2 separate regions of the Homo sapiens genome follow, and region 1 is linked to region 2. The links are chromatin contacts, found by Hi-C or POLR2A ChIA-PET in ENCODE. All regions are on one chromosome and are shown on one strand. The core of a region is the stretch at or near the end of the contact, and the rest is flanking DNA. Distances in the headings are between cores, read along the strand shown.

What was found. Hi-C counts contacts between places; a loop is a spot of excess contacts on that map. ChIA-PET counts read pairs that join two places held with the same protein, here RNA polymerase II (POLR2A). Pooled maps may share reads with other maps.
Region 1: a loop to region 2 is called in a pooled map, with 6 times the contacts of the local background. The contact joins the promoter of TNPO2 here to the promoter of ILF3 in region 2. A Hi-C loop is called at or near these places in 5 of 50 pooled maps. POLR2A ChIA-PET finds 5 or more read pairs at or near these places in 2 of 52 experiments (AG04450 and Caco-2).

The regions. Positions count from the first base shown.
Region 1 is chr19:12,721,892-12,726,538 of GRCh38, forward strand. It overlaps TNPO2 (transportin 2), which reads right to left and starts at 2,041. Exons shown (of 26, transcript NM_001382241.1): 1 at 1,878-2,041; 2 at 1,358-1,474. RefSeq lists enhancers at 1-574, 575-1,192, 991-1,140, 1,193-1,811, 1,812-2,428 and a silencer at 401-490.
Region 2 is chr19:10,650,995-10,655,815 of GRCh38, forward strand. ILF3 (interleukin enhancer binding factor 3) reads left to right here and starts at 3,352. Exons shown (of 20, transcript NM_017620.3): 1 at 3,352-3,493. ILF3-DT (ILF3 divergent transcript) reads right to left here and starts at 2,878. Exons shown (of 1, transcript NR_024333.1): 1 at 868-2,878. RefSeq lists enhancers at 1,360-1,862, 1,863-2,364, 2,230-2,399, 2,640-3,109 and silencers at 3,200-3,439, 3,520-3,679.

The DNA of each region.
Region 1 (4,647 bases), core at 791-3,290, 2.1 Mb after region 2:
CTGGTCCGATCCTTGCAGCCTCCCCCAGTTCGGCCTGGGTAAACACCCCCCGGGGCATTCCCCTCAACGGATCCCAGCAACGCCTCGAAGTCAGATCCAAGAAAACCCTCTAGGCCGAAGTCTGACGCCCCTCCCTGTCAGGACCCAACGAGCTCCCCTCCCCCCACCCCGCTCAACTTTTCAGTGCGGCCTCCCCCAATCAGACCCAACCAAGCCCCACCGAAACAGGCCCCTACACACACCCGATCCTCGCGACGTCCCCCAATCAGGCCCCAAGCAGTCCCCAGACGCTTCCCCCAATCAGATCCCCTCCAGCCCGACCCCAGCAGTCCCACTGGCCCTCTTCTTGAGGAGCCCCGACATGGCCTGGCTCCGAGGCCCCACCCCCTAAGCTCTGCTCGGTTCCCCCCTCCCCCGCCCGGCCCGTTCTAGCTGCCAGGAGGATCGGGCCCAACCGGCTTCCCGGCCTTTCCCGGTCGGGCGCGGCCCCGACGCCCGGGCCGCGCGCGGCGCAGGCTCGGTGCCCGGCGGGGGTCGACGCAAGCCGGGGCCAAGAGGGTCGGGCTCTGAGTGAGGCCCACTTACCCGGCCCCGGGCAGCAGCGGCGGCAACTCGCGCTGCGGCTTCTCCAGAGACTCGCGCGGAAGGAGGGAGCCAAAGAGAGAGAATTAAAAAAAAAAAAAAAAAAAAAAAAGAAAGAAAGAAAAAAAAAAAAGAAAAACGCGGCCGTAGGTGAGCCGCCGCGGCTCCCGTACTCCGTTCAAACTGGTCCCGCCGAGCCAATCGGAAGGTTCAACCTTCACACGTGCCCTGGCACTTGGGAAACCCGGGCTGAGACAAGGTCCGGTCACGTGACCAAAGAGTTGCCGTTTCTTTGGCCTCTCTAGCCAGCCGGTCCTCCCAGTGTCTCGTTTTCCCAGCATCTTTCACTGACCTGACCGCAAGCTCTTTAGCTGGAGCCAGGAGTTTGGTAGCGCGTGGGGACTTTGTGTGTGATGGATCCAGGAACCCCTCGGCCAGAGCCAGCACCCTCCTTGTCACCTTCCTCCACTAAAAATTGAAATGTGCCTCCCTTCCCCCATCCAGAGGTACTTGGGAGGAGTACGCTGTGTGTGCGCAAGGAAAGAGCTGAGCGTGCTCTTTATACCCCAGAGACAAAGGAAAGAAAGCAGGACAAAGTAAGTGCCTGAGACAAGCCGGGTTCCTACAGAAGCCTCTGCCACTTTTTGCATTATTTTCCAGTACTGTTTGATAGTTTTTACAAGGAGATGAAAAAGCCACAAGGATATAAATTTTTGAATAAAACGAAATGAACTAATAAAATAAACTTTGAACCACGCCTAATCCCTTTCCCTACCTGAAGTTGAATGAGGTGGAACAGCGCAGGAAATTCTGGCAAGGGCAGGGTCATGAAGAAAGAAATCTTCTTGATCCTTGCGACGTCTGAAGACAGTAGGGCACCGTTTTTCCTTCTCTTGAGAGAGGAGCAGATGGTAAAAAGCTGGAGACCCTGTAGCGTCTTGGTTTCCCCTCCCTGCCCTGCCGATAACAAAGTGGGAGACCTCCTGCCACTTGAAGCCTCAGTTTCCCCACTTGTCAAATGGGTATAAGAGCAGTTCGCGCGATTAGAGATCATCCAAGTTAAGCATGACCTGGCCAGCTCTGAATTGTTCCTTAAAAACGTGGCTTTACCCTCCAAGGCTCAAGGCTGTTCTTTTACTGTATTCAGCCCCTCCCTAAGCCGATATTTAATGAATTCACCAGCTCTAATCCCAAAGAACAACCCACCCTGCCCTGAGGAACTTTTTGACCCTCGAGAGAGGCAGAGGTCAATTTTTGCCCCTGCCTGAAGGAGGGGAACAGCTATCTCAACCCACTTGCCGTAGGCAAAGTCAGTCCCGGCTCCGTTCATTCATGAAAATCAAGTCCCGGGCCTCCAAGGTTAGGGAAGTGTCGGCAGGCGCCTAACTCCACTCGGAGAATCGCGGAAGACACCCTAAAGGAGCAGTTGGGATTCCGAGGTAGCCAGTTCCGCTGGACTGAAACCTGGGCTGAGAAACACGTGCAGAAAGCCGCCACCAAGGCATGCGTAAAGGCCTCCCTCTCCCCCACCCTCCGATAAGCCCTGGAACTACAAATCCCGTCCTGCCATGCGCCAGGGTCGCCGCGCTTTGGGGTTTTGGCTGAGACTCAAATTGGCAGGAGGGTCTCTAGACCAACCGAGGTGCATGGGGAGCAGAAGAGTGAGACTGGGGAGCTGGGGCTGGATTTGGGGGTTCCTGGAGCGAGTGTGAACGATAAGAGCTTTCTGGTCAAATTTGGGGGCTGCCCCAGATAAAGATCAGATGGGGAGCGAGTTTGGGATGCAGGAGACAATTTGTTAAGGTTCACCCCCTTCATATAATATGGCAAATTTTCAGCGGCCCTCCGCAAGCCTTGGGGCAGAACAAAGTAGCCCCTGCTGCATGTGTGGTCCACATTGTTGGCCCTTGTGTGGTCACGGAATTTTTTCTTCCTCTCCAGCTGGTGAATTTGAGTGTTGAATCAGGACAAGGTTTTGGGTTTTTGTTGTTTTGTTGTTTTTGTTTTTCTATTTCTTTGTTTTGTTTTGTTTTGTTTTTGAGACGGAGTCTCGCTCTGTTACAAGGCTGAAGTGCAGTGGCGCGATCTCAGCTCATTGTAACCTCCGCCTCCCGGGTTCAAGCGATTCTCCTGCCTCAGCCTCCCGAGTAGCTGGGATTACAGGCATGCGCCACCACGCCCGGCTAATTTTTTTTAATAGAGATGGGGTTTCACAATGTTGACCAGGATGGTCTTGATTTCTTGACCTCATGATCTGCCTGCCTTGGCCTCCCAAAGTGTTGGGATTACAGGCGTGAGCCACCGCGCCTGGCTTTTTTTGTTTTTTTGTTTTTTGAGATGGTGTCTTGCTCTCATTGTCCCGGCTGAAGTGCAATGGCTCAATCTCGGCTCACTGCAACCTCCGCCCCCGGATTCAAGCGATTCTCCTGCCTCAGCCTTCCGAGTAGCTGGAATTACAGGCGCCTGCCACCACGCCAGGCTAATTTTTTGCATTTTTAATAGAGATGGGGTTTTGCCATGTTGGCCAGGCTGGTCTTGAACTCCTGACCTCAGGTGATCCACCTGCCTCGACCTCCCAAAGTGCTGGGATTACTGTGCCCGGCCCAGTTTTCCTATTTCTTTCTTTCTTTCTTTTTTTTTTTTTTTTTTTTTTTTTTTTTTTTTTTTTGAGACACTGTCTTGCCCTGTCGCCCAGGCTGGAGTGCAATGGTGGGATCTCAGCTCATTGCAACCTCCGCCTCCGGGATTCAAGCTATTCTGCCTCAGCCTCCCGAGTACCTGGGACTACAGGCACCCGCCACCACACCCAGCTAATTTTTGTATTTTTAGTAGAAACAGGGTTTCACCATATTGGCGAGGCTGATCTTGAACTCCTGACCTTGTGATCTGCCCGCCTTGGCCTCCCAAAAAGTGCTGGGATTACAGGTGTGAGCCACCGTGCCTGGCCTTTTTTCCTTTTTTTTTTTTTTTTTTATTTTGAGGTGGAGTTTTGCTCTTGTTGCCCAGGCTGGAGTGCAATGGTGCAATTTCGGCTCACCACAACCTCTGCCTCCCGGGTTCAAGTGATTCTCCTGCCTCAGCCTCGCGAGTAGCTGGGATTACAGGCATGTGCTACCACGCCCTGCTAATTTTGTATTTTTAGTAGAGACCGGGTTTCTCCATGTTGGTCAGGCTGGTCTCGAATTCCCGACCTCAGGTGATCCACCTGCCTTGGCCTCCCCAAGTGCTGGTATTACAGGCATGAGCCACCATGCCTGGCCTTTTTTCCTATTTCTTAAGCACCTACTGCATGTCAAGTGGTTTCCAAATGTTATCTCATTAATACCGGATGTGGTGGCTCATGCCTGTAATCTCAGCACTTTGGGAGGCCGAGGGCAGATCACGAGGTCAGGAGATTGAGACCATCTTCTGGCTAACACAGTGAAACCCTGTCTCTACTAAAAATACAAAAAAATTAGCCAGGAGTGGTGGCCTGCGCTTATAATCCCAGCTACTCAGGAGGCTGAGGCAGGAGAATCGCTTGAACACGGGAGGCGGAGGTTGCAGTGAGCCAAGATCACACCACTTCACTCCAGCCTGGGCGACAGAGCGAGACTCTGTCTCAAAAAAAAAAAAAAAAAAAAAAAAGGCCAAATGTTATCTCATGCAAATCTCACAACAGCCCTATGCCTGGCAAACTTACCCTAGTTCAATTAGAAGCTCTCTGTGCCAAAAGAAACTCACAGAATTGGTGTCCAACCAGCCGGGCGCGGTGGCTCACGTTCATGCCTGTAATCCCAGCATTTTGGGAGGCCGAGGCGGGCAGATCACAAGGTCAGGAGATCAAGACCATCCTGGCTAACACGGTGAAACCCTGTCTCTACTAAAAATACAAAAAAAAATAGCCAGGCGTGGTGGCGACCGCCTGTAGTCCCAGCTACTCGGAAGGCTGAGGCAGGAGAATGGCGTGAACCCAGGAGGCGCAGCTTGCAGTGAGCCAAGATCGCGCCACTGCACTCCAGCCTAGGCGACAGAGCGAGACTCTGTCTCAAAAAAAAAAAAAAAAGAATTGGTGTCCAACCGCGA
Region 2 (4,821 bases), core at 2,102-4,601:
CCACTGCACTCCAGCCTGGGAGACAGAGCAAGACTCCGTTTCAAAAACAAAAAACAAAAAACAAAACTGTACAATGGCTTCTAAGAGGGAGGGAACTGGATGTCTGAGGAAGACTTTGTGCTCTCATGTCTTTGGCACTTTTTTTTTTTTTTGAGATGGAGTCTCACTCTGTCGCCCAGACTGGAGTGCAATGGCACGATCTCAGCTCACTGCAACCTCTGCCTCCCGAGTTCATGCCATCCTCCTGCCTCAGCCTCCCGAGTCGCTGAGACTACAGATGCCCACCACCACGCCCGGCTAATTTTTTTTTGTATTTTTAGTAGAGACGGGGTTTCACTGTGTTAGCCAGGATGGTCTTGATCTCCTGACCTCGTGATCCGCCCACTTCAGCCTCCCAAAGTGCTGGAATTACAGGCGTGAGCCACCGCGCCCGGCGTCTTTGGCACATTTGACGTATCATGTGACTATGCTACCTATTAAAAATCCACAGTAAAATGTAAATAAAATAGAAAAGCAGAGGGTACAGCATGCACTCATTTCTTTTTTGAGACGGTCTAGCTGTGCCATCCAGGCTGAAAAGTGCAGTGACTCCATCACGGCTCACTGCAGCCTGGACCTCCACAGCTCAAGTGATCCTCCCACCTACTCCTCCCAAGTAGATGGAACTATGGACACAGGCCATCACGCTCAGCTAATTTTTGTAGAGACTGGGTTTTGCCATGTTGCTCAAGCTGGCCTCAAACTCCTGGGCTTAAGGGATCCTCCAGCCTCGGCCTCCCAAAGTGTGGGGATTACAGGCGTGAGCCACCATGCCCGGCTAGGCACTCATTTCTGTAATTGTTGCAGGAAACAAAGGACCAGAGAGACTGACACGGGAAACAGGAGGATTTATTTAGATGTACACCGGCTCAGTGGATTTGTATCTGAAAAGCTGACCATTGAACAAAGACTGAGTGTGGTTTTTATAGGCAAACTTACAGAAGCAAAACAAAAGCAGTTAATGATACAGTCACAGGTCATGTAATCTATAGCATAACTGCTGACTTAGCATAACTTGTGGCTTTGCACAGCTGTTGGCCTTGCAGCTGTGTCAAAAGAAAAACAGAGTCTACAAATCTTACTAAATACAACCATTGGCAAACAGTCATATTTAATGGTTCAGAAAAGGAGAGACAGTAAAGGAATTTTTCTTTTCAACTTTGCTCCGGAGGAGGCTGTCTGGAGCCCATTCCTTTGGCCTCGACTTTTCAGTGTTATAACTGTCCTTGAAGTAAGCTGGCTAAGCAGAGGAAAACTTGTTCTTGTTTTCTTTTTAACCCTTACCCCCTGCCACATAATCACATCTTTACACTTCTTTTTTTTTTTTTTTTTTTTTTTTAAGATGGGAAGTCGGAGTCTCGCTCTGTCGCCCAGGCTGGAGTGCAGTGGTGCCATCTCGGCTCATTGTAACCTCTGCCTCCCAGGTTCAAGTGATTCAAGCCATTCTTGTGCCTCTGCCTCCTGAGTAGCTGGGATTATAGGCGCACACCACCACACCTGGCGAATTTTTTTTTTTTTTTTTTTTTGAGGCTGAGTCTCACTCTATCGCCCAGGCTGGAGTGCAATGGAGCAATCTCGGCTCACTGCAACCTCCGCCTCCTGGGTTCAAGCGATCCTCCTGTCTCAGCTTCCTGATTAGCTGGGATTACAGGCGCCCTCCACCACACCCAGTTAATTTTTCTATTTTTAGTGGAGACGGTGTTTCACCATGTTGGCCAGGCTGGTCTCAAACTCCTGACCTCAAGTGATCCGCCCACCTCAGCTTCCCAAAGTGCTGGGATTACAAGCGTGAGCCACCACGCCCAGCCAGGAAACCCATTTTCAACACCTCCTTGCTCTTTTTTTTTTCTGAGACAGAGTCTCGCTCTGTCGCCCAGACTGGAGTGCAGTGGCGCAATCTCGGCTCACTGCAACCTCCGCCTGCCAGGTCAAACAATTCTCCTGCCTCAGCCTCCCAAGTAGGTGGGACTACAGGCATGTGCCACCACACCCGGCTAATTTTCTTTTGTATTTTTAGTAGAGACGGGGTTTCACCATGCTGGCCAGGCTGGTCTCGAACTCCTGACCTCGTGATCCGCCCGCCTCGGCCTCCCAAAGTGCTGGGATTACAAACGTGAGCCACCGCGCCTGGCCTTCCTTGCTCTTCTTGCTCCAAATCCTGGGAACGTCTGAATCAACAGGCGGACATCTGTCAAACCTTCCTAGCAACTACGCCTGCGGATGGCCAACCTGACCCTGGAAGACAGTGGGGTTTAGTTAAGCACAGATTGTACATCGGGGGCCTCATAAGGCGCCTGGAAGCATTCAAGAACACCACGCTTGTAAGGACAAAGCACTCGGTCACGGGCGCCTTTACTTCGGAGCTCCGCGCTGCTGCTGGACGAGCGTCCGTTGAGTCCCAGCCCCAATTTTTCCAGGAAATGGCGGTGAGCCCTCTAGTGAGATATTTTTTGGCCTGGGCCTCAGTTTCTCCATCTGTCAATGGGGGAAGGGGAAGGCGGGCTAGAGGACCCCGACCAGGTCGGCTGCAGCCTTCGGAAGCTACGGCCCAGGGACGCCACACCAAGGCAGGTCTGCGGGACGAAAGAACCCAAGAACCCGGGCGCGCATTGGCGCCGGTCCCGGGCTCAAGGGGCAGCAACGAGGAGACGCTGGACCTGGCCGTTCCTCGCACACATCTCTAACCTTCTGTGCCTCTCAAGGGAGATGGGGTGAGCATAGCCACCTCCACTGGAGCCCGAAAATCCCCGGCCGAGATACCGCCACTAAAAAGGTACACATGCGTCAAAGCCTCTCGGAGCCATTTCCGCTAACGTACTCAGGGCGACGGGCGTAAGATGGCGGCCGCGCAGGCGCAAAATGTCGCAGCCGTAGGGAGGCTCCGCCTCTGACGCTTGCCTTGCATCACGTGGTAATGGCCGCTCAAAAAACGCCTTAGCGAAAACCAGAGCGTGCCCTCGTCACGTGATGGAGGACTCCCAGTACGGCAAAGGGAAGGCGCCAAAAGTTGTCAGATGGCGAAGGAAACCGCGAAATTCGCCATTGTCACATGATGGAGCAACCTATCGAAAGCGGAGGGAAAGGTGCCGAAGTCACGTGACTACGCACGCAAACACTCCCGCTTGCACCACGTGCAACTCACGCCCACCCCCTCAGCCCCCCCCTTATCTCTTTTCGCCCCTCCCTCCCATTTGGGTTGGGCCTGCGTCGAGGCGCAACGCGGCGTCAAAGGGGGCGGGGCTTCAGCCGGTCACGTGTTCCCGCACCTCCCCGGCGCGCGCCTGCCCGCCCGCCCGCTCGCCCCCGGTCCGGACTCCTCCTCCTCCTCTTCTCGCCATTGCAGTTGGACCCAGCAGCCCGGCGCGCACCGCGTGGCTTTTGGGGGCAGACCCCGGCGGGCTGTGGCAGGAGGGCGGCGGCGGCGGCTGCGGTCGAAGAAGGGGACGCCGACAAGGTAAGCGTCAATGTGGCGGCGGCCGGGCCCGCTCCCGCCTCTGCCCCTCCCCCCGCCCGCCCTCAGTGAGATCCCCACTGAGGGTTCGCGGTGACAAGGCTGGAGGGATCCCACGCTCGCCGCCTCCGCCCGGTTCCCTCATCCCGGCGCCTGGCCCGTTCCTCCCTTGCCGGCCTCGCTCCCGCGCTCGGCCGTTAACTCTCTTCCATTGTGCGGAGGAAACAAAATGGCGGCTGCGGCGGCGGCGAGGACTCGGTGCGCGCGCAGCCGCTCCCCCCCGCACGCGGCCCCTCGGCCGGCGGCGGCGCCACGCGCGGGGGGGTGCGCGCGCACCGGGCCCCCGGCTGCCGCCTCCCCGCGGCTGGGCTTTTGTCTGTTGCGGGGGTCCTGGGGACGCGCGCACGTGCTTGGAGCACACACCCCCTCGGGTCCCGAGTTCCGCGGCGGGGCGACCCCCCTTCCTCACTCCTTCCCTACCCCCTCCTCCTCTTTGTCCCGGTCCCGCCCCCGATTCCAGGAGAGTCCCAGGTTCCCGAGGCGGGAAAAGTCGCCTCCTTTGTCCTCACAGGTCGCGGAGAGGCGGACCCCCTCCTTGGAAGCCCCTTCCCACGCGGATTGCTGAGGAAGCCTTTGTGGGTTCGTCGGGTTTCCAAATCTCTGGTCAGCCAGGCCTCTCTCAGATCAGGGTCAAAACTTGAGAGGGTTTCAGCTTTTTCTTTAGTTAGTTTGTTTTCATTGTTGAATGTTTTTCCAGATTGTTAGTATTTGCCTTCTCTAGACCGGCAATCTACTTGGGTGCAAGCCTGGGCCCCGAAACGTGGATGCTTAAAACCCATTTCTACCTTTATTTTCTCAAGTAGTTGAACGATTGAGATTCTCGAGGTTACTCATGAGGTTCTGCCCCAGTTAATTCACCGCCTGGATGAATTATTTGGGGTGTACGGCGGTCTGCATGCTCCTCCCCCAGTTCAGTGGCCAAATTTGAGGAGAATGAGGGATCTCTTCTCCACATTTCCAACATTGTTTGCCAGTTGCTGCTTAGGTGACATGGATCAGCAACGAAGCGTCGGTTTCAGTGGTTTCTTTTTCTGGACTCCGGTAATTCACTGCTGCTGAATCTTTTTCAAGATTTTGCTCTCTTTAAAATGAGTGGTGTGATGGCATATTTGTGGTCCACATGGAATCGCGAGGTGCCATCCGAAGTTAGGATTCAAATTTAGGACTTTAAGCTCTCTTTTCCTCAGGTATTTGTGGATGGGAATCTCCATGGATTGCTCAGAGTGCTGCCACTGTCCCTTGTGCGTGATGCTTTGTGTGTGGTCTCGTGG